Regions from separate parts of the Homo sapiens genome. Here region 2 is linked to region 1. Evidence: chromatin loops called from intact Hi-C (ENCODE). Cell type or tissue: dorsolateral prefrontal cortex. All regions are shown on one strand. Links, peaks and the distances in the headings refer to the core of each region. The heading gives the core; the rest is flanking DNA. Region 1 overlaps LDLRAD4 (low density lipoprotein receptor class A domain containing 4). Region 2 overlaps LDLRAD4 (low density lipoprotein receptor class A domain containing 4).

Region 1 (15,738 bases), core at 2,840-10,839:
CAGCTAAAAGTGTGCTGTGTCACAAAAAAGTAGCATTTATTTCTACACTGAACTGCAAAATACCACATAAACTGCCAGGTACTATTCAAAAGCAAGTTACTGATTTTCTATCCATTTTGCTTAAATATAAAAGGGGAGCTATTTCAGTTTGTTTTACTAAATACACTGTCTCCTTCAAAATGCATATATTAATCTCTGAAAATGAAAATATGAGCAAAGATCTCAACCATCAATCATTGAATTATAGTATAAGCTTACTTGAAAAAATAATCTTCTGATTCTAAAAATGCAAAAGAGGAAAAATCAATTATTTCATTAGTCAGCACACAAGCAACAAAGATAGCTAAGCGTTTCTGCACAATCCTATAACTGTGAGCAGCTAAAGAAAACATTGAACATACAGTCTGTGACGCACATTTTCATTCCACTGAAGCAAAAATACACATATATTTATACATATGTGTATAATGTCATACACAAACTTAAAAAAAGGCCATGAGTTGGTGTTGAGACCCAGTTGCTTTTTAGGTTCTCAAAGCGTATAAAGCCAGAGCGCTACAACTGCTGCGATGAGAAAAGGAAATCAAAACAAGGGATTTCTGCCTTTGCTCAAAAGACACACACACACACACACACACATTAAACAGTTGTGGTAGAGGATGCCAAAGGAGTGTGAGCTGTTAAGAGTTCCATTAAAAATGATAAAAATAATTGGGAATAAATACAGAGATGTGCTTACACCCAGCTCCACTGAAATCTGTTAGTCTGCGAGACCCTAGCCAGAAAATCCGTTGTTGATATTTATTGTGTACATGTGTTTACTTTGAGTTTACATGAAGACGCAACTGGAGCCCAGACAGCAAGCTTCCCACAAAGGCCCAGATGGTGAACGGTTCTGCACAGGCCATGCCGCCTCGGCCCCTGCTCCTCTGCTCTGCCGAGAAGACAGGGACGCAGCCCCAACAGACAACACACAAACACATGGTGTGGCTACATGCCAATAAAACTTTATTAACACAGACAAGCCCTGCCCAGGACATGGAGCATGAACATGAAGTGCTGAGTACCGGACCATACCCTCCTCATCTTCAGTGCAATGTCTTATTCAACTTCCATTCCACAGCTTCAGGGAAGGGAGGGGAAAAACCCTGCAGAGCTGGCCTCATTTCAGTTTCTCAGTCACCCTGGAGGAACCTCCAGGACACCCAGACGGCCTAGCATTCCCAGCACGCCCATCCCAGCTCTGTACAGCTGCCACCAATTAACATAAATAATTGCTTGTTGTGTGCTGTTTTGTTCTCTGTATTTTTCTTGCATTCATCTTGTCTCTTTCATTTCTTCTAATAGTTCAAGGGCAAGGTGTTTTTATTTGCATTTTCCCTTAGAATTTAGCTTAGTGTTCAGCAAAAGATACTGCTGACGAGCAAATCCTCTCTTCCTCTCAAAAGGTAGGTAAAAGTAAGGCTAACCAGGAAAAAAACTACACCACCTTTACGTGTACCCCCAAGGCAACTGTGGTAGAGAGGAACAACCTCCAGGTCTGCCCTGCGAAGAACAGGTGCACAGGGGTGTGGCTGCCAGCACTTCCTGAGGGCAGGGACCGGCCTTTCTGATGGCATGCCTGGCAAGGGCACACGGCAGTGCTTGGTGAATTCGACAATAGATCAAGTGTGATGAAATATATGGTAAACTAACCTTTTACATTTGAGCAGAATTATGGCATTCAGGAATTAAAACTGCTCTTAAATATCATCAACTTTAACTCACCGTCCCATGTAAGTAGAAACCATGGCTTGAGTGTCTCTAGACACTCAAGGGCTGGGTCCAGAGCACAGTAAAAGCAGGGTAAACCTAATGCTGTTCTAAATGTGATACAGAAACTCTTGCTATTTAAGGAATCCTATAATGAAACTTCCTTCATAAATAAAGACATGAATTAGTAAAAAGATGTTTGTTGCTAAATTCAGCAGTTCCTTGACTGTGGGTTCTCTTTTTCTCTTTCTCTCTCTCTTTCTCTCTCTCTCTCTTTTGAGACAGAGTCTCACTCTGTTGCCCAGGCTGGAGTGTGGTGGTGTGATCTCGGCTCACTGCAACCTCCGCCTCTCGGGTTCAGGCGATTCTCCTGCCTCAGCCTCCCAAGTCACTGGGATTACAGGTGTACACCACCATGCCCGGCTAATTTTTTTGTATTTTTAAGGGAGATGGGGTTTCATCATGTTGGCCAGGCTGGTCTCCTGACCTCAAGTGATCCACCCGCTTCGGCCTCCCAAAGTGCTGGGATTACAGGTTTGAGCCACTGCGCCCGGCCAACTGTGGGTTCTGATGTACTCAGCCTCCCTAGTGGACAGTGCACCAGTGCACTCACAGGGTTTATGCTAGGGAGTACAACGGTTCACAGCAACGCGGCGGCAAGGGCTTAACATTTGTGAGGTGGGCTCCAGCAGCAGCAGGGCATGGAACACTGGGCTTCCTGGGGCAGCCCCCCATTCTTAGAGGTGATGGCAGCAGTCAGCCCACACCCACAGCATTTCCCAGCCCTGGCCCCCCCATCTCAGCCTCTGTGTGGCTGCTCCTCCTGGAGCCTGGGTGTGAGAGGAGCACAGCAGTCCCACAGCCACCTGTGCCAGAAAGGAGAGTCTTCCCTCAGCCTCCCACCGCATTGGTGGGCGCATTGCCCACCGGCACCCGGGTTCTCAGAACAGAGTCCGCCAGGAGCCACAGCTTAGTCTGAAAATTCTGGCAATGTTTTCCGGTGAGAAAAGGTAGGAATTGAGAAACATGAAGGGGGCCGGGTGTGGTGGCTCATGCCTATAAACCCAGCACTTTGGGAGGCCGAAGCAGGGAGATCATGAGGTCAGGAGTTTGAGATCAGTCTGGTCAATATGGTGAAACCCCGTTTCTACTAAAAATATAAAAATTAGCTGGGTGTGGTGGTGCGCGCCTGTAGTCCCAGTTACTCCAGAGGCTGAGGCAGGAGAATCGCTTGAACCCAGGAGGCGGAGGTTTCAGTGAGCCAAGATCCCACCACTGCACTCCAGTCTAAGAGACAAAGCAAGAATCCATCTCAAAAAAAAAAAAAAACAAAACAAAAAACCATGAAAGAGACACTGCCTACATCTAAAGGCAGCATAAGGCCCAATGTCACAGAAAATGGCAGTCTCCATGGAGCATTTCCCGCGGTTTCTCTGGGCCACTTCCGCACAGCAAGAAACGGAAAGGGTGCCATCTCCTTATTAAACTATATGGTGCCGCTGTAGAGTCCCTGACACAGAGCAGGTACCCACCAGAGTCACTAGGGGCATCAACACAGTCAGCTCAAATCAATAAAGGCAAACTGAAAATTAGATTTAAATAACGTCTTTAAGATGTGGTTCCACAGGTCCATCCTCAGCCTGTTCCCCTCGGTGTCCATCCAGCACAGCAACAGAGACCACAAGCCCCACCTCCGGACCCTGGACTCCATGTTCCTATAAGACAATGCTTTCCAAACTTCGGATTGCAACCCATTAGTGGTCTATGAAGCAAATGCAGGAGTAAGAACAAATACATCTCAGAAGGTGAGGGCAAGTTCTTCTCCAGAAACTTCTGTGCAGTGGTGTATGAATGTGTGCTGGCGCATGTATTTTGCACTGTGACTCACAGTCCTGATATGAAACCCACTTCTTCCTGGAAAATACTTTGCTATGGACACAGCTCCCTGTGTGGCAGGCCACCTGCAACCAGGAATTTAATTAGTGCGTTGGCTGAGGATTAAAAATGTCCATGCATTGACTATTCCATGCTAATGGAGACGCATTCTAGTGGCAAGAGCGCAAAACCTCCCAGAATCCCCCACAGTTCCAAGCCACGGCTCGCTCCTGGGTGGCAGGCGTGGTCAGGCTGCAGGGCGGGGCTGAATTACCCTTCCAGTTGCCTCTGATTTGAGAGGAAACAGAAGGCATGGGAGGAGGCATCTGTATCTGTGTGCGTAAGCCCACGTGGAGTTTATTACCAGACGCCTGGCATCAGAAGAAAAGACACCAAGGAAAGGATATTTATCTAAAGAGCATGAAGTTCACTCTCAATATTTACTCAGAGGGAATCAGAGCATTTATCCAAGGTGCTGCAGTGCAGGGGCGGCTCTCAAAACACACATCTGCTCAGATCACTTCTCTGCTTAGAACTCTTCAAAGGCTCCCCAGTGCACTTCAGATGCAGTGTACACTCCGGGGCACCTGTGTCTTCTCACGGTCCGAACACTGCCTCCCTTCCACTCTCATCTCCCTCCACCCCAACTGGAGACCCCGTGCCATGCTCTGGCCATCCTGAGTACACCAGCAGACGCCCACAGTGCCCCTGCCAGCAACTTTCTCACCAAGACCATGGCCGCCCACCCAACAGCCCACTGAGGCCAACAGGCCCCCAGGCTCCCCACACGCATGCCCTCTTACAGAGCGCCTGACACCTGCGCATATTTTTCCCTTTTCTGTCTCCACCAGGTTGGACAGCAACTAGAGGGCAGAAAATGCGTTTCATTCCTACACCTCCAGCACCAAATACAGGTGCTCTATAAACACTTACTAACTGAAAAATGACCAGATCACCCTAAGAAGGTGAGTAAGTGGTCGCTATGATCAGTTCCCACGTCCCCTGCCTGTGAGCCCGGCCTCAGCCTGGGGTAAAAGCACACGGTCCTCCCATAGCCAGTTCCCATAGTCAGCTTCCACATTCCTTCTATAGCCTGACGTCCAGCTCACCGCTGACACACACGGACAATGACTGAGCTGGCTCTGGCAAAAAAGATCATGGCTTGGCCTGGCACGGTGGCTCACACCTGTAATCCCAGCACTTTGGGAGACCAAGGCGGGAGAATAGCTTGAGGCCAGGACCGCTGAGTCCATGAAGGCCAGGGCTCCTGCCACCTTCCCCATGGCCCTGGGCCTCTCCACTCTCCAGTGTCCCCAGGTAACAAAGATGGGACTTGAAACCTATCAGAGTGCCAAAGTGTATGGAAGAAGGAATTCAGGAAGAGTGCAAATTAAGCTAGTCATCAAACAGCCTACACAAAGTTCAGGTGAGCCTTTGGCCATGAGCATCCTCCAAAACTGAAGATGCTCCCAAACAACCTGGTCCCCCAAACCCACATAAAAGTGACTGGAGAAATCTCAATGACGCAGGTGCAGGAGGCACTCTGTGAGTCCCTGGAAGGGCATCCGACACACAGCAGGCTCACCCCCAGGGGAGATGGACAGGTAGAGTAATGGATGGATAAAATCAGAGTTGCTTTCGGTGGGAAAGCTGCTTTATGCCTATGATTTTAGTATGTGTTCACTTTAAATATGAAGTTCTGGTGTAGGCAAGGCTGTGCATAACTGCAGCTCCCTACACAGAAAGCAGGCATCCCTGAGACAGGCCGGGGCAGTGCACACCTCACATGCCCACAGTGCTGAGCCCACGCCTGCTCTTCAGACACCCAGGCCCCCGTTCTCTGCAGGGCCCCCGACTCTTCTGTTCTTCCTCTCTTGTTCCTTCTTCCTCCTTAGCTCATCCCCCAAAGTCCCACACTCAGCTTCTTGTCGGCTCCCTCTAGAAACTTGGCTTCCACGCCAACCGTGCGCCAATGCCACCAAACCTGTCGCCTGGTGCAGGAAGCATCCCCTGGGCTCCACACCTTTATCTGCTAGCTGCCTCCTAGAAAGGCTCACTCGCACCACCCCCAGATATACCCAGGTCTAAGAAGCCAAAAACAGACCCTTCCTCCCACATCTGTTCCTTATTTTATTTTATGAGACAGGGTCTCAGGTCTCACTCTGTCACCTGGGCAGGACTGCAGTGGTGCCGTCATGGCTCACTGCAGCCTCGACTTCTCAGGCTCAAGCAAAACTCCTGCCTCAGCCTCCTGAGTAGCTGTGACCACAGGCACACGCCCCCATGCCCAGTCGTCCCCTCTCGATACACCCCTTGATAGCACACCCCCACACCCCACTGTCCCCTCTCTCTCAGTACATCCCCTGAAAGCACGTGCCCCCAGGCCCCGCTGTCCCCTCTCAGCAAACACCTTGACAGTGCATGCCCCCCGGGCTCGGCTGTCTCCTCTCGGTATATCCCTTGACAACGTGTGCCCCCGTGCCCGGCTGTCCCCTCTCGGCACACTCCTTGACAGCAGATGGGGCTACCTGGCCCTGCAGCTGCTTGCCCACCCTCTCAGCCACTGAGTGGCCTGCAGACCCTCTGTCCACTCGCTTGGCACTGCCACAGCCGCCTTGCTGCAGCACCCGGGCCCTGGCTCTCCGCCTGGACGGAAGCTGCCTGGTGTGCACTGAATCCTTCCTGAGCATACAGTGCACCTCCAAAACCTGCCAGGCTCTTTTCTGCCCCATGGAGTGCCCCACGCAGTTCAATGCCTGAGACCCCCTCGCCCCCTTTCCTGCCTGCCAGTCCCCGTGTGTTCTGCACAGCGGGACCTCATCTCCCAGGCCCCTCTGCCCCACCTGCCAATCACACCACCTGACAAAACTCCCTCACGCTGCCACAGCGGTTCTGACTCTGTGTGAACCAAAATCATCTGAGGAGTTTATTTCAAAGATTCCAAGTTCCACCTCCACTGGTTGTAACGGAGTGGGGCTGGAGGGGATTGCAAAACCTCCTTCCCACAGCCACAGGACTTCCCTGTGGACAGCAACAGGACTGTTCTGTGTGACACCCAGTTTGCATCTCGCTGTGGGCAAATGTCCTAAGAGTAAACTGACCTGATGCTGAAACGTACTTCCTGTAAAAAGCCCATTTGGTGGATGTGATTTCATTCAAAGCACTGCCTGTCCAGAAGTCACCAGGATTCCCTAGTTTTATGTATTTATTTATTTTGACCACAAGGATCAGAATGAGGACCAGCGAGCAAGAAATATGGGAAGACAGGCTTCAACGCACTGACAAGAAACACGCCAATGTGTCTTTGTTCTTTAATAATTAAGAACCACGCAAGACTGAAAGGGCAGCCTCATGAACCGTCAGCACCCATCACTGCGGTGCTGGAGAGAAGCCACTGGCCCGTGGTGGGTGCTGAAGAACCCAGCCATTGGATGTGACTGCAGCAGCTAACACCCTCCACCCCCGAATGACTTCACAGAAACAGTAACTGTTTTGAGAGGGATCAGACCAAAGACAGAATCCAGATGATAAAGATGAAACAACCTTCATATTTATTCAGAAGGATTTTTTTCTGCTGAAGTTTCAGTATCAAATCAATACATTCCAGACCCTGATCTCCAAGAGTATATCTCCCACAGTGGTCAATTCAGGGCAGAGAAATACTGATCTTCAAAAGATCCAGTATTTAAATTTAGCTGAGCATCTGGCAAGCCTGGTTCTTCCAGAGAGAAGAACCTGAGAGTCATCCTGTTAGTGGTCTTTGGGGAAACAATACCAGGAGGAAACCATGCCCGGGATTATCCTCTCTACCTGCTGAGAAGCAACCAGGGTCTCTTCCTGAATACTCATTCATTGTGAGATCAACACATAATTTCCTGTGAGCTCAGGATTTACAGACACAGACATTTACTTTGCATTTCAAATAATCGGACAAGGTGTGGTGGCTCACACTTGTAATCCCAGGGCTTTGGGAGGCCAAGGCAGCAGGATCATTTGAGCCCAGGAGGTCGAGTCTGCAATGAGGTATGATTGTGCCACTGCCCTCCAGCCTGGGCGAAAGAATGAGACCCTGTCTCTTTAAAAAAAATAAAATAAGGGCCGGGCGTGCTGGCTCACGCTGTAATCCCAGCACTTTGGGAGGCCGAGATGGGCGGATCATGAGGTCAGGAGTTGGAGACCAGCCTAGCCAACATGGTGAAACCCCTTCTCTACTAAAGATACAAAAAATTAGCCAGGTGTGATGACGGGCGCCTGTAATCCCAGCTACTCAGGAGGCTGAGGCAGGAGAATCACTTGAACCTGGGAGGCGGAGGTTGCAGTGAGCCAAGATCGTGCCATTGCACTCCAGCCTGGGCAACAGGGTGAGACTCTGTTTCAAATCAATCAATCAGTCAAATAATCAGTGTATCCTTGTGGTCAAAATAAATAATACATAAAACTCAGCTAGGGAATCCTGGTGACTTTGAGACAGGCAGTGCCTTGAGTGAAATCACATCCTTCGAATGGGCTTTTACAGGAAGTACATTTCAGCATCAGGTCAATTTAGCCTTAGGACATTTGCCCACAGCAAGATGCTGTGTGAGAACTGTGTGTTGGCAGAAAAGGACACCGTCATGGAGGGGATTCACATGCACAGGCTGTCTTCTAAGTGACACTATCCATTTTTCTTATGCACGAAAGGTGGAAAACGTTCTTTATAACGGATTTCACCACTCTCACAGCGCACTACAAATATTGACAATTATCACTTCCACAACAGCCTGACTTTGTGCTAGACTCAGCTGTCTTGGTTCATCCTCAGGTGGCATTAATGAATACACATGAGGGAAGCCAAGTTTTCCCAGCATCTCTGCGAGAAGACAGCACCCAGACTTAGTTAACGGAGCTTTCTATTTTAGAGACTCTCATGGAACCAGCTCTCAAGGTAAAAAGCAAAAGATTAATGCTGGAAGCACGGACGGTGTAGCCATACAGGAGCTCCTTCCAAGGACAGGCATCTGCTCCTTCTCTCCAGGGGAAAGAATAAACAAAGCAATGCAAACGCATTTCTGATGACTCCTAGCTACGTTCACCTTTCCCTGTCTCCCTCCATCACTCCCACTGTCTGCATCACGGCCTGAGCAGCTGCTTTAGTTACTTGTACTGCACAACTCAGCAGCACCTGCATCGCTCACTAGCTGCTTTCATGGTGTGTCTTGTCTCCCTAACTAGCCTGTAAGTTGCTTACAGACAAGGACACTATCCTGTGCTCTTTGCCCCCATCACACTTTGCACACTTCAAACACACGAGTGGAACTGCACTGAGCGCTGAGCTGAACCTTTCCTGCCTGCTTAGGCTGGCTGCTTCCTTTCCTCCATGAGGAACTACTGAAAGACTTCTGCACACATGAGTATAATACCACTCACAGCATCGCCAGCCTCAGGTATGCAGGAAATACAGAACAAAGTGCGTCCACTGAGGATTTTCAAATTTATTTGCTACTTGCATGACATGGCCCCTCCATACACAAAAAAATCAAATAATAGAGCTGGGTGTGGCAGCTCGCACCTGTAATCCCAGCTATTTAAGAGGCTGAAGTGGGAGGATCACTTGAGGACAGGAGTTCAAGACCAGCCTAGACAACACAGTGAGATCCTGTCTTCACAAAAAAATTTTTAAGAAATAAGCCAGGTGTGGTGGCACATGCTGTTAGTCCCAGCTACTCGGGAGGCTGAGGCAGGAGGATCGCTTGAGCCCAGGAGTTTGAGGATGCAGTGAGCTATGACCACACCACCGCACTTCAGCCTGGGTGACAGAGCAAGACCTTGTCTCTTTTAAAAAAAAATCAAATAATACATGTCATTATAGAACATTTTTCTTAAAAAGCAATAATGGCAATGATGTTCACTGTGGGAAAAAAATGGAAAATACAGATAAGTAAATTAAAACATTAATACTCGTAACCCCATGACCAAAGTTAACCAATGTTAGTAGCTTGGCATGTCTCCTTCAGAGCAGATGATTCTGCATATATATCTTTTGCCAAAAACGGTATCATGTTACAGATACTATGATATGATATTTTCACTTAATATATATTAAAACTTGTTTTATGCTAATTATATTTATTCTTTAGAACAGAACATTTCTATGGCCTCAGTATACTTCAGACCAAACTTTTAAAATTTATGTTTACTACTTTAAAGCCTGCTCACAAGATCAGGTCTAGCAGAGATGCCACAAGAAACAAGCATAGTACATGGCATTATTTAGAGACTTTTGAACCTGACAAGCACTGAAAAAGCCAAGCGTGGTGCTGCATTACAGTTCCACCAAAAGAGTACTCTAGTGCTGTTAATTTGCCAATTAAAATGTTTCACATCTTTAAAAATGAGACTGATTATAATTATAAAGACTCAAGCTATCTGTGAGACCACAACCAATATTTATTTTATTTTTATTTTTATTACATTACTCCTCCTGACACTACATATTTTATCATGGAAATGAGAACTAGCATCATCATTGTCAGCTGTCAAAACAGTCCCTGAAAGCCAAGGTCATAAGCCAACACCAATCCAAAGACAATGTGATAGTTAAAAATGCAAAACTGTCCTCAAAGCTGACTCCTAGGCTCCTCTGACACGATGCATAACAGGTTTGGCTTTGTTTAGACAAAGCTCTTTTTGGCACTGGAATAATTAAAACACACCCTTGCACACTTGAGAAATCTGTTTGAATTTCCACTCTCCCTTTCCCCGGCGCAGCCTGAAGACCTTCGTTAAGGGAAACAACATGAAGCCTGCCCACCTAACCACCTCCTTCTCCATTCTTTTTTTTTTTTTTTTTTTTTTTTGAGACGGAGTCTTGCTCTGTCGCCCAGGTTGGAGTGCAGTGGCGCGATCTCGGCTCACTGCAAGCTCCACTTCCCAGGTTCACGCCATTCTCCTGCCTCAGCCTCCCACGTAGCTGGGACTACAGGCACCCACCACCACGCCTGGCTAATTTTTTTTGTATTTTTAGCAGACACGGGGTTTCACCGTGGTAGCCAGGATGGTCTCAATCTGCTGACCTCGTGATCCGCCCGCCTCTGCTTCCCAAAGTGCTGGGATTACAGGCGTGAGCCACCACGCCTGGTCCCCCTTCTCCATTCTTAGTGTTCTCCAGCCTTTGCTGCCGGTTGGCATTTTTATGACTAACCTGATAACTAACGACAGAGCACAGAACTGGTTAGAAATATGTTCCATTTTTCCCCAAAGGTGAGTTGGGCTCTCATATCTCAAGCAAAGAAAAAAAAAAAAGTTTTCTAATTTAGCTCTTCTCTATAGGCATAAAAGTACCCAACAAGCTCATATCCAGCAATCCACTTCCCTCTTGGGTAATTTTCATAGAGTCAGAAGGATCCTTCCTGCCCACAACCCAAAGACTAACTCTTACTCAAGAATAACTTAACGTTTATCATCTTTGTCTTCCCCTTCTCATTTCTATTAAATTGGTTTCCATACCATTAATCTATCACACTGTTTTCTGCTACATTTACCTTTTAAATTTTCCACTTGTTTTATTCAATTTGCCTTCTAAGATGTGTTCATATTTCTATTAAGGTCCAGCTAGAAATGTCTAGATGCATAGCTAAAGCATGGAGACTGCAATCTGAAGGCCGCATGGCTGCCCTGCTGGCACGGAGGTTTTGGAATCCGACTGCCCCTAGTGGGCTCTGACTCCTAAATGGCTGCTGCACATCATACCTTGGTCTCCTCTGTGAGTTCCCTCCATCTATGGCGTGTAGAGACATATTCCAAAACTCCATTTACAAGGTCTATTTGGACTGCAAAAGACTGAATGATAAGGTCACTGGAACAGTCAGCTGGCACAATCATAGGAAAGCACGAATTTCACTCCCATGCTGATAAACTGAGAGAGGTTTCAGTCCACACTGACAGACTATCAGACTAGAATAGCCATCCAACGGTCCTACACAAACTCGTACAACCCACAACCAGCTTCAACAGAACAGTCAGTGTATGAGACAAAGGCACAATGACAAATCTAAAAGACGGCCTCTCTCCTCTCGCTCACGCCTCTGCTTGTGTTACCTTCCAAATGTGTGCCTTTGCCCACAGACCTCGATGGGTGACAATCACAAGTGTACGCTCCTATCAAACCTTCATACACTCAAAATTCGCCTCCTATGTCAAGTACGCTCCTATTAAACCTTCATACAGTCAAAACTCGCCTCCTATGTCAAGTACGCTCCTATTAAACCTTCATGCAGTCAAGACTTGCCTTCTGTGTCAAACCCCATTGCAAACAGATCCAAGCAGTCATGCGTCGCTCTACCATGAGCCTGCTCTGGCTGGCTGGGGGCAGACCCTACCAAGAATGCAGCTGACATCATGCTAGGATGGAGAGGCCCCTCATGGAAAACATGCAACTCATTATTTCTCATCCTACAAACTGTTGCAACTGTCCCTTCTCAGCTGTCAGCACGGCCTCACCTCCAGCCCTAACACCTGCATGGGTGTGGGCAGCAGTGATGTCATCCAGAACCCCTACAAGACAACACGCACTCCTGCCAATGAAAGAACTAGCATGAAGAGGCCCAGGAAGAGAACATCCTCATCTTCCAGCAGATGGGACAACAGAAATCTGGCTTAAGGCCATGGTGAAATTGGCTATCCCTTCTGGAGAACTGTACTGAGGGCCTGGAACCACCAAACAAAGCGAGGTGCAACAAGAAGTACTCAGAATGCTTATAGTATAAGGAAAGATATATACCCTTCTTCCAATCCAACATCCCTTACTAAAAATCACCACCAGAAATGTTGGTATATTATGTATGTTAAAATGACAGGAAACAAGGTGGGTGGATCACGAGGTCAGGAGATTGAGACCATCCTGGCTAACAAGGTGAAACCCCATCTCCACTAAAAATACAAAAACAAAAAATTAGCCGAGTGTGGGCGCCTGTAGTCCCAGCTACTCGGGAGGCTGAGGTGGGAGAATGGCGTGAACCCAGGAGGCGGAGCTTGTAGAAGTGTATTTTGAGTCAAAACGGGAGGGGACCCCTGCTGACGGTCTTCCTGATGAGTGATGGGCTCTGCACAGATGTCACGTGTGCTACTGACCCCATTCCCTCCCACAACAAGCTGACATCACAATGCACATGCAATACCCAAATATTTGGTGCAAACCTTAAAGACTATTCTGAATTCTGAATGCAAAGTGTGGTGGAGTTTTTATACTCAGTTCCCACTCATCTGCCTCCTCCTCTGGAGAAAAAAGAAATCAGTGGGGAGAAAAGGGACAGAAAAATACCAGAAATTCTCCCAGGGTCCAGGAATTTTCATCTTCATGTCACCTCTTACTTGCATAGCGTCAAAGTGGTACATACCATGCCTCTCCTTCACTCAGTTTCCACACCAGGGAGAAGCCTTGTTTAAGAGGGTGGCCAATTGCCCTGCATCTCAGTGGCCTTGCCTGCCTTTTGAAAAATGATACCAGAGATTTTCTCTTACATCAACTTATCTTTTCAAATAAATGTAAATGGCCAGTACGTTTGAAGGCAGAAATTGGAAAATCCAGATCATGTCTACTTATGCTCTTTTCAAGACTATCCATGGTTATTATTGATGACCTGGAAATTCCATTGACCTAAAAATCCAGGAATCTTTTGTCATACTTTTTTTAGTGTTGATATCTGCCACCAGGCAAAATGCACAACAGCACTGAGAGTGAAAACTAGCCAGGATCATGGCAGGTGAGCGCTGCTTTATCCTCGCTGGCTGCGCTGTAATACCACACATCTCCTCACTTGGATTCATCTCACTGCACTCCCAGTTTGACTACAACCTCCCTGAGGGCAAACAGCACTTTTCTGAGAAGGGAATCTCTACAGGATATTTTATTATTGGTCTGAAACTAAAATAAACCTGTTTCCAAAGTGGCTCCGAGATGTGATGTTTTTTCCCTCCAATGATGAGAGGAAATGACCTGCAGGAAGGTCAGAAGCCTGGGTCCCAAGCAAGGCCAGCTTGGTGGAGATTCCATGTGGCCAAGCCTGCCCCTCGCTCAGGAGACTCACTGTTCTCCAAGGTTTGCCACAGCTTGAAGTTTCTCATCTTTCCATTCTGTGGCCCACCTACAGCTCACAGTCTCTGTGCTCCATCTGAAGTTGAAAACACCTCAGTCACATTGATTTCAAAAGCCAAAGATTGCTAGAAACAAAGCTAATCAATGTCCAATTGTGCCTTAGCCATGCCTGTTGGCTGGAAGGGAATCTTTGAAACACATAAGCCAAGAACAGCGTCATCTGAGGGCAAAGCAGGTTGGAGGCATCAGAACCCTCTGCAATGCTGCGGTTGGCCTGTATCAAGAAGTGCTCAATCTAGATGTCACCAGAAAGCTGGATTCTTAGGGGCAATCTTTCTGATCACCACCAACGTTCAAATCATTCATCATCTCTGTGATGATAAGACCAAATCCAACTGGCAGTGCCTCCTAATTAGGCATCCATGAGAGACAACTCCCAGGAAATTAAGTTCCCTAAAATGAGCTCACAATCATGTCTTATCTGCAATTAAAAAATTAAATCCCTTCCTTACTAATATTACATAGCAAATGGAACAGCAGAGTATTGGAGTTAGCAGGTAAGAACATGGCTTTTTTTTTTCCAAGTTGTCTTAAACAATGGTAAAGGCACGGAAGTACATCATGTGACAAGCAGCCCATTCCATTGTTGGGCAAGTCCTGCTGTTAGAAACCACCTTCTGACCACGGCTTGAGGTTTCACTTCCCTGTACCTTGCACCCACAGGCCCCAGACTGATCATTTCAAGCTATGCTAAGACCCCACTCCCTTCCTCCACAGAAAGGCTACTCCATTTACTTGAAGGTCTCTTACAACCATGGAGTCCTCTCCATCCCTCAACTCCTCAGCTGCTTCTCCTGTGACACAATGTCCAGATTCTTGGCTCCCTGGAGTCCCTGCCTCAGAGCCACCTATAGTGTGTCAATGCCTGTCCTTGTGCACAAAGCCTGAGGCTGAGCACAGGTTGGAATGACAATTTTGGGATTCCATGGAGTAACCACGTGCACTGATGAAAACACCAAGCTCCTAGGAACACAGCCTGAAAAGCCAGGGGTGGGATTCTGTTGGTTTTCAGCCGCCTGATATTACTGGTGTACATCACAGTCTTGGGTTTTGTTGTGTTTTGGTTTACTACTATTCTTTTCTCCATCCATAGTTCTTTTCACTTTCCCATCCTAAAATTACATAATGGAGTTTCAGAATGAAAATTTTCACCTTTGTTAAATTTCATCATATTTGTGTTAACTGATTTTTCTAGCCACCCAGTATCTTTCTGAATTATGATTTTTAATAATATGGATGAATTATTTCCAGCTGGAAATATGGTAAGCCAACTTTCTAAGTATCAATTACAGAAAAACTTCAAAAAGAGCAGGGTTAGAATTGCTTTTCCTCTGCAACAAACTGTTTCCAGTCATCACAATTGGTGACGGTAGAATTAGTAGTTTTCGTCTAACTCTGTACATTTGATTTATCCCATTTGAGGGATAAATGGGATAAATTTGATTTATCACATTTGAGGGATAAATAGGATAAATTTTATTTATCACATTTTAGGGATAAATCAAATGAGTAATAATAAAATATTCTAACCATCATCCCCCATGTCCTTGAAAATTAGCATTCTCAGTGTAGATGGAAGGAGATAAATGTAATATAGAAAAACTCAATAATCTTCTGTTTGAACTGGATATATCAACAGGCATTCACAAAATCTTTTATCTTGTGAAAACATATAATCTCTCTCTATATATAAAATAATCTAGATATATATAATCTAGATATCTATATCGATAAACAGATAGATAGATAAATAGATGCATAGATATAAATACACACACACATACATCCCTGGCTCTGTCCACTAAAAAGTCCTAAAAACAATAACCTCGTGTCAGTGAATATCCCTAGTATACAGACCATGCTCTTGAAATGCAACTTATCATTATAAAAAACTAGAGCTTCTTGAAACAAATGGCTGATTCCAGGTCTGGTGCAAAAAATATACAAGATGAGTGTGGATTGGGTATGATCTTGTCATA
Region 2 (15,738 bases), core at 2,723-10,722, 65 kb after region 1:
GACAAGCCTCTAACTTAAAGTCTAATCTGCCTCTGCTGAGAACATGCCTTAGTTTTTCATCTTTGGTGATAATTACAATCTCCTTCCAGCTATGGGCAATGGAAAAATGTAGTAAGAATATCTTACTATTTTAAATAAAGTCAAGAAGACAGGACCAAAGCAAAGTATATGAAACCAAAAGCAAACATAACTTTTGGCTACAGTGGTTCTATAGCCACTGTGTCTCAAAATCCAGAAGCCACAAAAGAAAATATTCACACCTATGACCACATAAACATCAAAACTCCAGCCTGGCAAAAATCAAAGTGAAAAGACAAATGCAAAAACAAATTTAAAAGACAAATAACAAAAACTTGGAAACAGTATCTGCATGCGTTATCACGCATTAGGGAAGTCTGCTTCCCTAATACATAAAGCACTCCTAGCAATCCAAGAGAGAAAGTTCAACAACCACAAACACACATGGCTCTGATGTGAAACACGCGCAGCCTCCCTTCCAGTAAAAGAAATGCAAATTCAAACTATGTTTAGATACCATTTCTCACCTTTCCAAAACTGTGGTGACCCAGTCTACCAGTGAGGATGTGGTCGAACAGGCACCTTCGCCCACCTTTCACACAATCGCGCCTCAGAGTACACCAGCACAGGCCCCAGGAAGGGCGACTTGGTGATGTCAACCAAAGCCACAAATGCACACGCTCTGGCCTTGGCACATCCAATTGCAGAAATTCATCCTAAAGGTACACGTGCATGTTTGAGAATTGAAATTAAGAGAAATAAAATATATTATTCATTGTACTTTGTCTATAATAGCAAAATTTGGAATTAAGTCAAAGGTTCATCAATAGAGGACTGGTTATGTAAACTGGCATGTCTATTAAATGGGACACCAGATGGCTGTAAACAAAGGCAGAGGAGAGGTGTGGGGCGGCGGGTGGGACAAGAAAAAAGGGAAGCTTTCTGTGTGCGGACGTGGAAGGATCTGTAAGGCACATTGAGTGTCGAAAGCATGGTACAGGAAAATGGGCTTGATGAAGGGTGGAGGTGGCTAATTTGTTTTTAAAGTTGTTTATAAATGCATACAGAAATTCTAGAAGGATATATAAGAAACACGACTGCAGAGACAAGGCAGGGACAGAGTGGACAGCAGCAGGCATGAATGAATGCCTTTGATAATTGATTTTATTTCTGAACCATCTGATAGTTGCCCTTAAATAGAGGTTAGGGATGCCAGCCCGCTCCACGGTCAAAAATCCAAGTATAGCTTTTGACTCCCAAAAATGTAACTACTAATGGCCTATTGTTGACCATTACGGATAATATAAACTGCCAATTAACACACATTTTCAATGTTATATGTATTATGCATATACTTACAGTATTCTTATAATACAGTATACTACAGAAAAGAAAATGTTATTTAAAAAATTAGGGGCCAGGCATGGCAGCTCATGCCTGTAATCCCAACACTTTGGGAGGCTGAAGGGGGAGGATCACTTGAGGCCAGGAGTTTGAGACCAGCTTGGGCAACATAGTGAGACCCCCTTCTCCTCAAAATAAATGTAAAAATTAGTCAGGAGTGGTGACATGCCCTGTGGTCCCAGCTACCTGGGAGGTTGAGGTGGGAGGATCACTTGAACCTGACAGGTCAAGGCTGCAGGGTGCCAAGATGGCACCACTGCACTCAGCCTGGGCAACACTGCAAGACCCTGTCTCTTAAAAAATTTTTTTTTAATTAAAAAAAGAAAATCATAAGAAAGAGAAAATATATTTAGTATTCAGTAAGTGGAAGTGAACCATCATAAAGTTCTTCATTCTCGTTATCTTCACATTGAGTACGCTGAGGGGAGGAGGGAGAGTCAGGGTTGGCCATGCTGTCTCAGGCGGGGCAGAGACAGAAGCGATGAAGGAGGTGGGAACCGGGACAGGAAAGGCACGCACACTTGGTGTAACTTCACAAAACACACTGCAATTTCCATCTGCCTTTTTTGCTTTTTCATTTATCTAAGTGTTTCTAAACAGCACCAATTCTTCTTCCCCTGTTTGTTTAGTTTCAGTGCCCACTTCATAGACGGATTCATGTCATAAAAGAAGTCAAAAGCAGTCTGAATAACTGGAACCCTTCTGCCAGACTGTCTAATGTCAATTTATTTTCTGGCACTGCTTCTTCTATGTTTTTTTCCCATCACCTGGCCCTGGTTTGGAAGTACTTATCTCCATTAAGTCGTCCTGTGTTAATTCCTCTGGTGTGGTGTCTACTAGCTCTTGAATTTCTCCAAGATCCATATCTTGAAATCCTTCCTTCCCCCTCTCCCCTGGCGCACCTTTTTATTTTTTTTGCCATAGCCACAGTCTCTTTCATGATTTCCTTGGTTGGCTCTGTTGCAAATCCCATGAAGTCATGCACAACATCTGGACAGAGTTTTCTGCAGCAGGAATTTATTGTTTCGGGTTTGATAGCTCTCACAGTTTTTTCTGTTACAACAGTGGCACCTTCAATGGTGAAATCCTTTCAGATTTTCCTGACCTTCTCTCTATCAGGGTTCTCCTTCACAGCGTTATTATCCTTTCCATAGAACGCCGTGTGTAATGAGCCTTAAAGGTCCTTTTGAGACCCTGATCTAGAGGCTGATATGAGATGTCTTATTTGAGGGCAAATAGACCATTTCAGTCTTCAGCCTTCAGTGTTGAACTCATGGGGTTCTGGGTGGCCAGGGGCACTGTCCAGTATTGAAAGAAGTTTAAAAGGCAGTCTCTTACTGGCAACGTACTTCCTGACTTCAGGGACAAAACACTGATGGAACTAATCCAGGAAAAGAGTTCTCACTGTCCAGGCCTTCTTGTTCTACAATCAAAAGACTGGCAGCTGGTGTTCACCTTTTTCCTTCAAGGCTCAGGGGCCGTCCTGTTCATAAACCCAACTGCATTTGCACAAAATGATAAGAGTTAGCCTATCCATGCTGCTTCTCTTCCTTACTAATAAATGTCCTTTGTAGCTTTTTTTTCCAGAATAGACCACTTTCATCTGCATTTATAAACCTATAGAGGCAGATATTCTTTCTCCTCAATGATTTTCTTAATGGTATCTGGGAACTCAACTGCTGCTTCTCCTATTATCTTGACTTTTTTTTAAGCCAAATCTCTTTCTAAAATTATCAAACCATCCCTTGCTGGCACTGAATTCTCCATCTTTAGATCCTTTGCATTTCTTTTGCTTTGTCATATAACGACTTTGCTTTTTCTCAAATCTTATTAGAGTCTATAGGTGAGCTTTCTAATAGCCATCCTTCTACCATATAAAAGCTGCATTTTCAATACAAGATACAAAGGTATTTTGCAAAAAGTGCAAAGTTTTTGTGCCTGTTGGCATATAGCTGCAGTGACGGCTTCACAAATTTCCTTTTCTTTTTTCCAGTGGTTCTTATGCTGGTTTCATTTATCTTGAAATGGCAAAAGGTAACCACAGCTGCCAACCTCAATCTACAGCACAAATCGAGCAATTCAACTTCTTCTTGCAATGTCATGACTTTTCTCTGCTTCTTGGGAGCACTTCCAGCATCACTAGGGGTACTTCCTATGGGTTTGGGTCCCATGTTGCTCTTCGAGGCTTATGGTATTGCAGGAAATACAGTGAAAATATGCAAGAACCTCAAGAGATTCCTTTTCACTGTGACATGAAATTTACTGTTGAGAAGAACTGCTCATGCGGAGATGATAAGGATCACATAGTGTCTTAAGTGGATACTGAAAAAACTTGAGCTGACCACAATAGCAACCAGATGTGGCTACAAAATTATTACAGTAGTATAGCAATGGACTACAGTTAATTTTATGCAGTTATGATTTAATACTACATCTTTGTGTTTGCGTTACATTTCTCGACTGCAAATGGTACCATGTATATATGTAAGTGTGTGCATAAGTTTTGATAAGATTTAACTTTTTATAACAGGTACGCATATATTTTACAGTAATAAAAATGACAAAATAGACTAGTATCTACATATATTTTATGCATTCATGACATGCCTAACTTTGTCTTAATTTTTTTCAATATTTCTAGGCTACGAGATTCATATGCAAGTTTATTCAAATATTTGAAAATCTCCAAAAATTTCCAATATATTTATTGAAAAAAATCTGTATACAAGTAGGCCCACACAGTTTCAACCCATGTTGTACAAGAGTCAACTAAGTTTTTCAGTTTTTCAACTGTGAAATGATAAACACGCCCTCCGTCAGCAGGCTGACGCATGCAGGCTGAGTCTGCCTTCCTCACACTCCTTCCGTCTGCTGTGTCATCTTCCCTGTCCCCATCCCTAGGGATCCCTCCTACACCCCCACAGCAGGACCAGGTTTAGCAGTCTCCCATCTTCAGGTCTGTGTCCATGACAAGGAGTTTCATAAAATGGAAATTATTCTTGAATATCATAATTTGAAACCAAAACAAATGGGGCCCATTGCCCAAACCTGCAGCAGGTTAAACTCAAAAGGGCTGATGTTGCCATGACAAGGATTGAAGCGTGTGTCGGTGTATACAGGGCAGTGGCTGCCTGGCCTCATTCCTCAGGGGAGTCTGAAAGAACCACCTTCCCAGCCCTCCCCAGCAGCTTCCAGGTGGCCTGCCCCACAGCCTGTGCTGCGACAGCATGCTGGGGACTCCCTGAAGTCATCCCTGCTGCACGAGACCATTCTGACCAAGCCAGGCCCAACACAGAGATACAGACCTGACACTAGCACCAAGAGGGCCATCTCCCATCTCTGCACTCTTCAACATGTGAGTACCAACCAACTGTGAGCTCAGGAAATCTTCTTTGAAAAACTAACTCCTCCTCCTCCCCTTCCCCACGCTGCCCACACCATACAGTCACAACATTCTACAGAGGAACCACCTTTCAGCCAGAGATGCTGAGAGGTGGAGACCTCTAGGAATATCTAAGGTCCAACTCCTGTGCAACATCCACCAAGATGAGCCCTGAGTGTGGAAGCCGGGAAGCCGCCCAGGTCCTGGCCTGGGAGCCTGTGCACTGGAGTCCAGGACTGCAGCAGCAGGGCTGCCTCCCGGGGGGACCAGACCCCAGGACCCTGGATCCACCCCTGGCGGTGCAGGACTCTACTCAAATCCTTCCAGGTGCTTGCTTTGCCTGAAAAATTCCAGAAATGACTTCCTGGTGACAACTGCACTGTCTACCAACACTTCAGGCCATAGTTTGCAGATGACTCGTGGGCCTTTGTACAACTGAAGCTCATTCCTTCTTTTCATCACATCTTATGGAGCAGCTAGGATCTCCTTAGCCCTCTTACTAGGAGAACCTGGTGCTTATCTAGCTAATGCCTTCAACAAGAGGTCCCCAGAAAGATGCATGGGCTTCCCATTCCTAAGAGGGTTCTGTTCTATTTTGGGGGTTTTTCATCTTCCTTTCTCTTTTTCTTGGGGAGTGAGGAGGAGGGGGATTCATTTAAAAGATTTAGCTCATGTAGAAAATAACTCCCTTTTTCTTTCATCAAAAGGAAAGTCTCGGACAGGAGCAGTAGCTCGCACCTGTAATCCTAGGGCTTTGGGAGGCCAAGGCAAAAGGACTGCTTGAGCCCAGGAGTTTGAGACCAGCCCAGGCAACATAACGAGAGCCCCTCTCTACAAGAAAGGAAAGAAGGAAGGAGAAAAGGAGAGAAGGAGGGCAGGGAAGGAAACGGGGAGAGAGAGAGAAAGAGCGAGAGAAAGGAAGAAAGACAAAAAAAACTAGCTGGCATGGTGGCATGCACCTGTAGTCCTAGCTACTCAGGAGGCTGAGGAGGAAAGATTGCTGGAACCCAGGAGCTGAGGCTGCAGTGAGCTATGATCGTACCACTGCACTTCAGCCTGGGCATCAGAGTGAGACCCTGCCTCTAGGGAAAAAAAATTGTCTTCAGAAGACAAAGTTAACCTATTTCCCCCTCAACGGATCTGACGAGACATCTGGGCCGGGGTCTAGGCACCACATGGCTGCTGTCCAGCATGTGCCCTGCAGGGGTGCACTCCTGCCCTCCGGTGCCTTCCCTGTGGGCAGCTCTGAGGTCAGCTGAGTGCCCAGGGCAGACAGCCCCAGGCCACTGGAGAAGTCTAAAGAATCTGTCTATTCATTAAAGCCTACCCCCAATAAATCTTTCTAAAAAGCAGGAACCAAAAGCTTTCCTCTTGGACCATGGCCAAGTTCTCATTTTACAGTCAGCAGCAGGTCGGGCTCCAAATCTGCATATAACAGTAACTGCATGTAACATAACTGCACTGCATGTAACATAACTGCACGTAACATAACTCCATATAACAAAACTGCATAAACATGACTGCATGTAACACAACTGCATGTAACATAACAGCATGTAACAGTAACTGCATGTACCATAACTGCATAAACATAACAACTGCATGTACCATAACTGCGTGTAACAGCAGTGCATGTTTTCCTCCTTTCCCTCTGTAGTTGCAGAGCTAGCAAGGCGTTCTGGCCTCCAGGAACCTTCTCACCAGGGCATACATTCCCCTTCCACTTGGGGCAGAATAAATTTCATGCAGGACACTCATCTGCATTTGGCCTCCATGCACATCAGTAAGTATTTAACTGAAAATGTAAAAGGTCTCTGAGGCTGAAACAGCAAAGCCCTGTGAGTTTCCTTTAACCTATCCCCAAATCTGTCCCCCTCAAGTATCCCATTCCCCAGGTAGTGCCAGTGCTTCTTGAAGCAGTTGCTTTTAACAGTTTTCTCTGAAGTGAAATACCATCGCAGCAAGCTGTTACTCCCCTGCACAGAGCTGCTGAAAACTAATCATCGAGCTTCAAACGCCAGGTTTGGCAAACTCTGGCTACAGAAAACCACTAATCTTGTGATGGCATTTTAGAGGTCTCCACTGAATCACATTTCCAAATGAAATAAACCCAGTCTCCCAAACTGGGCTGCGTTGGAAACAAGGAAACAAACAGCCGGCGACAGCAGTGAATTACAAGTGGCATGCTAATTACCAGTCCACATCCAGAAATAGCTGAAGACTGCAGGGTCTGTGTTGTTGTTGTTGTTAAAATAACTACAGCCTTTATCCCAGGGTTGGGCAAAGCATCTGATTTATTCAAATGCTTCAGCTTCTAAACATCATCACATTTATATGTACGTATCTGGGAGGGGGAGAGAGTGGAGGGAAACTGAGGGTTGGGGCAGGGTAAGACAGCACTTGGTAGGCGGTCAGGAGAGGGCTGCCCAGCGGGGCTGGTCCCTCCCCTGCCATCAAACCCATAAAACCTCCCAGGAGCTCTCCTGCCTGTCTGCCCAATGACGCCCACCTCAGACCCTGCAGAGAAAGGAAGGGGACAGAGGACGCCTGGTCCCTATGGTTTCTTTAGGCCATCCATCACTTACTCCACAGGAGGTGCACGATGGGCAATGGGGCCTAGTGAGGGTCACAAAATTCACACAGAAAGAATCTTGCTTCAAGAAACTTACAATCCATTAAGGAGAGGGACAGGAAAGAGTGCATGAGCATGACAGAAACGTGGTCGTTTTGTGCCACCACCCTTGGCTCCTGGGGACAAGGTGAGCTTCCGTCTCTGCACGTGCAAGTTCAGCTGAAGAGATGAGGCCACCCCTACGGTTCCTGCTGGCACTGTGGGTGCAGACGTGACCCACAGGACTTAATTTTAGAATGCAGAGCCAGAGCTCTGTTAAGAGAATCTTCCCCACCCCCCTCGCCCCAAGCCCCAGCCTTCTGTCACCCTATCACCCTCTAAATATGCAACAGCACCCTCTACTCCACTCTCAAGTTCGAGAATGGTCCAGCGGGAAGTCTCCTTCAAGCTCATCTGGTCCAGCACAGGTTACTCTGCGCTGACTGGAGTTGTGGGGAAAGAGTGTTCTGGGTTCGCATACATTTAGGACATTCTGGGTTAAATAACACTGAGGTTTTCTGTACAGAAGGACCACTGGCGTCTCCAGCACGCTAAAGGTACACTGAGGCTCTCCAAGATAGGACCGAGTAGGCAGCATCCCTAAACTCACTGGCTGGAAATGCTTCCCACTCCCAACACCTGTACCCCCCCAACCACGGACACCCCGGCCAGTTCGGCCTCCTTCCCCTTCAGCTGCAGGGCACACACGAGCCCCACTCCAGCGGCCGCTGAGGGCATAGTGCGGAGACACACATGCTCCTCAGGGCGCTCACAGCGGGGACTCGGGCACTGGAAGATCAGCCCTCACAGCCAAGCAGCCAGGTGCCACGGGTTCAGCGCTGGGACGCGCTGCCGGCTCCCAGTTCACCACCCTTCCTTCCTTCCCACACCCCATCTCTGATCATGAGAGGTGTCTGTTCAGCCTCAGAAATGCAAGACCAGATGGAGGCCTCCAGAGAGAAATCCTCAGCAGCCTAGACCCCTCACTGAAATACAACCCAATGCATTCCCTCTGCCCACTCTGACACTTCTTAGTGTGAACGCCACCAAGAAATTCTTGGGTGCAGGGGCTGATCATATAAAGATGAACTAAAGATGCCAAATTCCTTCATCCTGCTGTCACTCATCTCACAGCCAATTCTCACACACCCACCCCGAAATAAGCCAGGAGAAGGAGAGGGTTCCGGGTATCTCTACCGGGACAGGCCCAGGAGGAAGAGTGAGGACAATGGGGCTCCATGCTGGCACCGGGTGCCTTATTGCAGGCCTCCCTTGGGGCAGCAGTCATGGCTGACCCCGCGAATGTCATGTCCTTGGGAAAAAAGGCCATCAGAACAGAACCTGCCCTCTAGTTCCCAGGCCCTGCAGAGGGCTCCAGCCCTCACCACTGCCATCTGTTCTGCCTGGTGAGGTGGCCTTGTGGCTGAGGCAGAGCACAGGCGCGGGGTGGGCAGGAGAGTGGGAAGAGGCTGCCGGCCCCCTCTGCGGGCCTGGCTCTCTGCTGTGCCTGGACAGACTCCAACTGTAAGGAGGCACCTGCTGGCCCTGGAACCACGGCTCTCCAGAGACAAGCAGGAACCGGAAGCCAGGCTGGGGCATGGAATTTGCAGGAACCAAGATGTGTGAAGCATGGGGCAGAGCCACATGGGCTGTGACCAGCTGTTCCCAAATCAAACACATTGTCTCTGTGTTCACACAAAGCCAGCAACTGAGCCATGAGAGGCTGATGTGTGCAGGCACCAGGGGAACACAGGTGGGCTGCCTTCAGTGTGGGGAAAAATATCCTCCAGACATGAGGACCCTAAAACACCCACCACCACCAATGCAGACGTCACCACCAGCAGCCATGTAGAAGTCACAAATCTGCTTCCTGAAATTTACCTTTTTTTTTTAAGAGACAGGGTCTTGCTCTATCGCCCAGGCTGGAGGGTAAGTGGCATGATCATAGCTCACTGCAGCCTCAACCTCCCAGGCTCAAGTGGTCCTCCTGCTTCAGCCTCCTGAGTAGCTTGGATTACAGCTGTGCACCACTATACCTGACTAAATTTCTATTTTTTTATAGATGGGGTCTTGCTGTGTTGTCCAGGCTGGTCTCAAACTCCTGAGCTCAAGTGATCCTCCTGCCTCGACCTCCCAAAATGCTAGAATTACAGGTGTGAGTTGCCACACCCAGTCCTGAAATTCACTTTTAAGTGTCACACCAGCCTGGTCTTCCCACTAAAAATAAAAGGCTGTGTCACAGAGGGCTTTAGTCTCAAACTCAGGGCTCACGAGTGCTCTTGTCCCAGTTCCATAGGTGTCTGGCCCCTGCAGCCAGCTGCTCAGGCTTTTCTTCCTCTAAGGTGGGGAGGTGTAAGGCAGAGGATAGATGCTACCCACCTTGTGATGAGACCAGGAAAGGGCACATGTTCAAAACCAAACCGCTAAACAAAGATTTTTAAATGCTTTTGCTTTAAGATATCAAACAGGCACACTATATGCTTGAGAAACTCCACTACGTTTGCTAAAATGTGTCTATTTCAGAAAGAGGGTCTCGCCAGCATTGAGCTACAGTCACCCCGTCCACCATCCAGCACAGTGTAAGCAAGCCCCTGGCAGGGAAGGGTGCTCCGATCTCACACTAACTGGGCAGGAATTTATAGAAATGATAGTCACTTTTCCAAGGACATCAACACCTCTTCCTTTTTTTGTTATAATACAAATGTCCCTTAAATGCCTACATACTACGTAAAATCATGACTCTAAGTTAAGCACTCCCTTTTAGAATGTCAGAGGCAGTGATGAAGGCAGCCTGTGGATGCTCCCCCAGAATTTCAAGAATGGAGTAATTTTGGACAAGCCCACATGGTCAGACTACGCATGACGTATGGATGCCTGCTTTCCCAGAGTGTGGCAAGGCCCACGGATGTCTCAGAGCAATCCCAAGTTCAGGCAGGATGGACTTCAACCAGACTGCCACAGGCCAGTGGCCCCGCAGCACGTCCTGTCCGCATCAAGTGACCCCCAAGGAGCTGTGCCCAGAGCAGCTCCATCACCATGCCCAAAGCGGCAACATCACCATGCCCACAGCAGCTCCATCACCATGCACAATGCAGCTCCATCACCATGCCCAGAGCAGCTCCATCACCATGCCCAAAGCAGCAACATCACCATGCCCAGAGCAGCTCCATCACCGTGCCCAGAGCAGCTCCATCACCATGCCCAGAGCAGCTCCCATCACCGTGCCCAGAGCAGCTCCATCACCGTGCCCGGAGCAGCTCCATCACCGTGCCCAGAGCAGCAAAATTGCCGTGCCCGGAGCAGCTCCATCACCATACCTGGAGCAGCTCCATCACCATGCCCACAGCAGCTCCATCACTGTGCCCAGAGCAGCTCCACCACTGTGCCTAGAGCAGGTCCATCACCGTGCCCGGAGCAGCAACATCACCGTGCCCAGAGCAGCTCCAACATTGTGCATTTCCATTTAAGCTCCAGGCAGGCCTCCAGCCCCAGGATTCCTACCAGGACCATAATGCTGGCTTCCTAGTGATAGATGCCAGGAATCTCCAAGGTCTCTAAACACTGATCCCCACCCCCAGCTTGTGCACCATTGCACCCTGGAACCAGAGCCCTGCCCCTCAACAGCAGCAGGGAGGCTGCCTCTCAGTAATCATCTGGCTTACCCATCACTGTGGCAGGCCTGTCCCCCTAGGGTGTCCCCATGTCAGGCCATGTCCATGTCTTACCCAGGCTCTGCCTGCTGCATGCCCCATGCATCTTCCTGGTTAGCGCCTATAACTAAGAGAGGGCCCAGCCTCCACTTTCAGCTTCAGTCCAAATCCTGGCCCCAGCCACATGCCTTAGCACCTGAACCATCAAAGCAAGGCCTGTCCAGCATCTTAGATACCACCGATGGGCCTGGTAGGGACTTCAACACTGGACTTATTATTTTTTGTTTTAGAGACGGTCTCACTCTGTCACCCTAGCTGGAGTGCAGTGGTGGGATTATAGTTCACTGCAGCCTCAACCTCCTGGGCTGAAGTGATCCTCCTGTCTCGGCCTCCCAAGTAGCTGGGAGTACAGGTGCATGCCACCATGCCCAGCTAATTTCTTTAAAAACTTTTTTGTAGAGACAGGGTCTCATTATGTTACCCAAGCTGGTCTTGGACACCTGGCTTCAAGCCATCCTCCCACCTCAGCCCCCCAAAGTGCTGGGATTACAGGCATGAGCCACTGCACTGGGCCCAACATTAAACTTTAAATTTGGGCACCAACATCATGACTTTGGATTCAGGAGACAGTGTTTTGATGACTGGAACAGGCGCTCCCCTTCCAGAAAGTGCCTGTGCTGGCCAGCAGCTCTGGTAGGTAATGAGGGTTAAGTGGTCCCAGCACCCACAGGTGCACCACAGAGCAACAGAGAAAGGGCCATGTGACTCTACTGGCCAGAAAACACCAAACGGTGCTATGATCCCCACCTCGGGCCTCAGTGGCAAAGTCCCTTCCAAAATGCAGAGGCCCCTTAGTACCCAGAGTGGCTTAGCTCTGATCCCTGCTCAGCGAACATCCTCGGGGACAGAGGCCTTCTCTTATCAAAGAGGGCAGTGATTTCCTTTCAGAACACGAAGCAAAATAAAAAACAAGTACCCAGGTGAGAAGAGGAAGTCGTGAACTGTGCACCATGAAAGGCCAGGCGCTCTCATGAACACCATCTCCCGCAAACCCACGAGAACCCGCTGGCGGGGAAGGAATCCCCTCGCTACACAGACAAAGAACCTGGGTGCAGACAGGTGAACTGACTGCCCAGGGCACATAACGAGTCCATGGTGGCTCCAGAAACCCACCCTGGTCAGCCTGCCCTCAAAGCTCACGGCCTCCTCACACAGCTGTGTGGTCATGACCTTGTGGAAAGCAGGTCTTAAAACAATTTTTAAAGGCTGAAAAGAAATGCACACAAAGGAAAATGTGGTTGTGTGAAAATAGTGGCAGAATGGATGGCTTCTGCTCTTTTCTTTGTTGCTAAATTTTCTTGTTTTTATTATTTTAAAATGCTTTAAATTAAATAATAAAAGGCTGTTTATGGCCAGGTTCTGTGGCTCACGCCTGTAATCCCAGCACTTTGAAAGGCTGAGGCAGGAGGATTGCTTGAGCCTAAGAGTTCTTTAAAAAAAAAAAAAAAAGGTTAAGAGAAGTCCTAGGGTGGGTCCCTAATCTGACGGGGCTGGTGTCCTTACTGGAAAAGGAAAAGACCCCTCATGTGTGCCCAGAGAAGAGGCCACATGAGGACCCAGGGACATGGTGGCAGTCTCTGAGCCCGGAAGACAGGCCTGACCAGAAGCCAACCCTGACAGCACCTTGATCTTGGATTTAGAGCCTCCAGACCTGACAGAAAATACATTTCTGTCATTTAAGTCACCCGGTCTGTGGTACTTTGTTAGGACAGCCCTAGCAGATTCATATACCTCAGCCTATCCTGACAGAGGACCCTAAAACATCTCACAAGCTTATACAGAAGAATCACAGCCCGGTCTGATTTGGCGGTCGCCTCTTGCGAAGCAGAAGTCATCTACGGCACTCTGTTCCTGCTCTAACATGACAGGTCATGCCTCCTGGCTTCTGGGCACAGCACTCGTGAAACCGCGCTGGAGGGATGCACGAGAGATGCCCGCCAGGCGCAGGAGCCCTTGACGGAAGAGGCAAGAGCGCTGGTTCTGCTCCTGCCTCCACCCTGGGCTGCCGGTGGGGTCCTGGGCAAGGCACCCCGCCTCGCAGCCTCAGGTCTTCTCTTTGCACAGTATGAGAGGGGAGCCAGTGATCTTCCAGGGTACTTGGGAGTCCCAAAGCTCCAACTTTACAAATTCTGCCTTCCTCAGCACACAGTCCTCAGTCTCACACACAAAACCCCAAATACAATTCTTTTTGTACAAACATTAAAAGCACACATATCAAAATATATACATGATGGTTTATTTCTACTAGAGAAGGCTTATAGCCTCATAGGAGCATGTATATTTAAGCCACAGCAGCTATGCTATTTCTTGCAGGTATTCAAGAATATGTATTCCCTGAAAAACCACACAAAGTTACTTTTCCCCCTTGGGAGTCACCAGACTACCACCATCATAGCTCAGTCAGTATACAATGCTTAACATTTCAAGGTGCCAGTTGATTCTTTAAAACACATTCTGCTTCTTCTACAGATTTAACTTTGTGTACAAGCCACTGGATAGGGAAGATATGTTTGATGTTATTAGTAAGTCCAGGTGACATGCACGATGCAGCTGACTTTGCAGGGAGATGGTGAAGAAGCCCTGCACCCACGCCAGGCTTCCACACACAGGAGCCACTGGTATTCCCTGGGCTCGGGCACAGTATGACCCCACACATGCAGCTGATCAGCGGATGCTTCTACAGAAGAAACCCTACAACATAATCAACTTTGAGGCCATCCCAGCCACAAGGTCCAGCTCAGCTTTCCAGGATGTGAGCATGTCATGCAAGAATATGCATGTTGGTGTGTGGAGGGTAAGCCCTGTGTGAGGGGAAATTCCAAGCAAGACAGAAAGTATCTTGAGTTTCTACAATGTCCAGATGCCAAAATGGGGTCTCCCTACTGCTGCCATATTTGCTGAAGCAACTTCCCCCTTAGGAATGCTGTTGGTCCAATTCCTCAGCCTGAAACAGAGATTCCACAATTTGCTTCTTTCAGGGCAAGAAGGGTTTACCTATGAATCCAACGCATGACCTTTATTGCGCTTGATACTACAAAGTCCTTGTGCATATGCCTAAAATCAGACCAGCCGGTCCCCAGTACACTCCCTTTTCCTAAGCATTTTCTAAAGACAGAATTCATGTTCCTGTCCAGCAAGAATACAGTCTCTCAGCTACTCCACATAAAAAACAAGCTAAAAAGACAACTTTTTTTTTTTTTTTTTACTATTTTACATATCAGGCTGTGACACTCAAACAAGTAGGTAGGCTGTCCTAATATCAAGTGTGATGTAAAAAGTCTGCAACCGGAATTTTCCTAGTGACCATTAAGACTCTCATTTTCAGTGGGCTCCACAACATCCTCCTCATCCGCCTGTGTCCCCGAGCGCAGGCCACCCCAGATGGGCCAGGCAGCAGTGAAGAGCCCTCTCTACAGCTCCACCGCCTAGGAAGGCTGGGACCTCAGGAGGTCGCGTGACCTCTCACATCTACTTCCTCACTTGTCATTGAGGGGTTTTAGTTCTATGAGATAGCTTTGGTCTCTTTCTGTTCTAAAGAAAAGACGTAACTCACTCTTCTATAATAACAGCTACATTTTAAGCCACCACAGACCTCATCCTTTTGATGACAAAAATGCCTTGCCATGCATTCAGGTCGAGTGATTAAGCCTTGTGGAGAAGGGGCCGTTATCTTGGTCAACGCTTCCGCACACCGGCTGGGCCGTCTGTCTGACGTGCCCCCAGCCCTCAGGTGCTGCCAAGAGCAGCCACCTGGACCACCTTCAGCCCTTTCATCGCGGACAGAAACTGCACTTCCCATGCACACTTCTCAGCTTACTTTACAGAGTTAAACTTAAATCACCGGAGGTTAATTAACCCATTTATGCGCAGTGTTCCATTATTGGAACGCTAAGCATGTGGGAGTTATTTATATCCTACTGCTCAAGGTCATTGCCAAGGTCTGATTTTTCACACGTCTGCAATTCAAAAAATTGCAACCTCCGGCATAAAAGGGTTTAAAAGGAGAACCACTGAGACAAATCTGCCATTCCAACTTCAGAAACAACTGAGTGACTGCTGACCTGGTATTAAAGTGCTCCTCTGGCCCCAGAAGCCTGTGAGCCTGACTCCTATGTGATCCCTAAGGTTGGACAGTGCCAGGAACAAAGCGTTTTCTGGAACCTAAAGCAAGGGGGGAAAGCCGCATTTTTAGAAAGTTTAAAAGTAAAGTTTACATGTAGCTTCAAAGGGGTGATCAGTGGAAGTGACAATGACTAATGAGATAAAACTGCCACCTGAAAATTAACATGCAATGCGGAAACACGGAGAGGGAAAGGGACATTTATCCAAGATGTCTTACTTAGAGAGACAGTCAGACTTTGTAAAAGAGAAAAGTATTCTAAAGTTATGATTTAATCCAGAAATGCACCAGAGATAACCCTTCTCCTTGTTGCTCTCCTTCTGTGACAGCAATGACAGGCTGGTGTGCACAATATTTCCGATATTTTTGCCCAACTAGACACTGGCCTGGCCAGCTCATTTGTATGGGGTTTGCATAGGTTTGCATAACTTCTACATGAGGAGGTGTTTGCTCCATGCATCTATCCTTAATTCAATAATTTCGGTATCTGTTC

The links. A loop is a pair of places that touch in the nucleus more often than their neighbours do. Peaks named below come from ENCODE experiments on the same cell type or tissue, not always from the same donor. Only the 100,000 strongest peaks of a DNase experiment are listed, where the experiment ranks them.
Region 2: it touches region 1 in a loop (2.6-fold over the local background); 9 of 110 quality-filtered maps call a loop at or near these places.

What each region holds. Positions count from the first base shown.
Region 1 is chr18:13,358,057-13,373,794 of GRCh38, reverse strand. The region is part of intron 2 of LDLRAD4 (low density lipoprotein receptor class A domain containing 4); the gene reads right to left. Among named protein-coding and RNA genes, the nearest start is that of LDLRAD4-AS1, 62 kb to the left of the region's middle. RefSeq lists an enhancer at 6,952-7,599. In dorsolateral prefrontal cortex, for the core only: no CTCF peak of the experiment used is centred there; DNase peaks (open chromatin) are centred at 7,044 and 8,834; H3K27ac peaks cover 1,016 bases.
Region 2 is chr18:13,293,414-13,309,151 of GRCh38, reverse strand. All of the region lies in intron 2 of LDLRAD4 (low density lipoprotein receptor class A domain containing 4), which reads right to left. Among named protein-coding and RNA genes, the nearest start is that of C18orf15, 62 kb to the right of the region's middle. RefSeq lists enhancers at 4,543-5,042, 5,043-5,544 and a silencer at 6,657-6,842. In dorsolateral prefrontal cortex, for the core only: no CTCF peak of the experiment used is centred there; a DNase peak (open chromatin) is centred at 6,907; H3K4me3 peaks cover 732 bases; H3K27ac peaks cover 1,678 bases.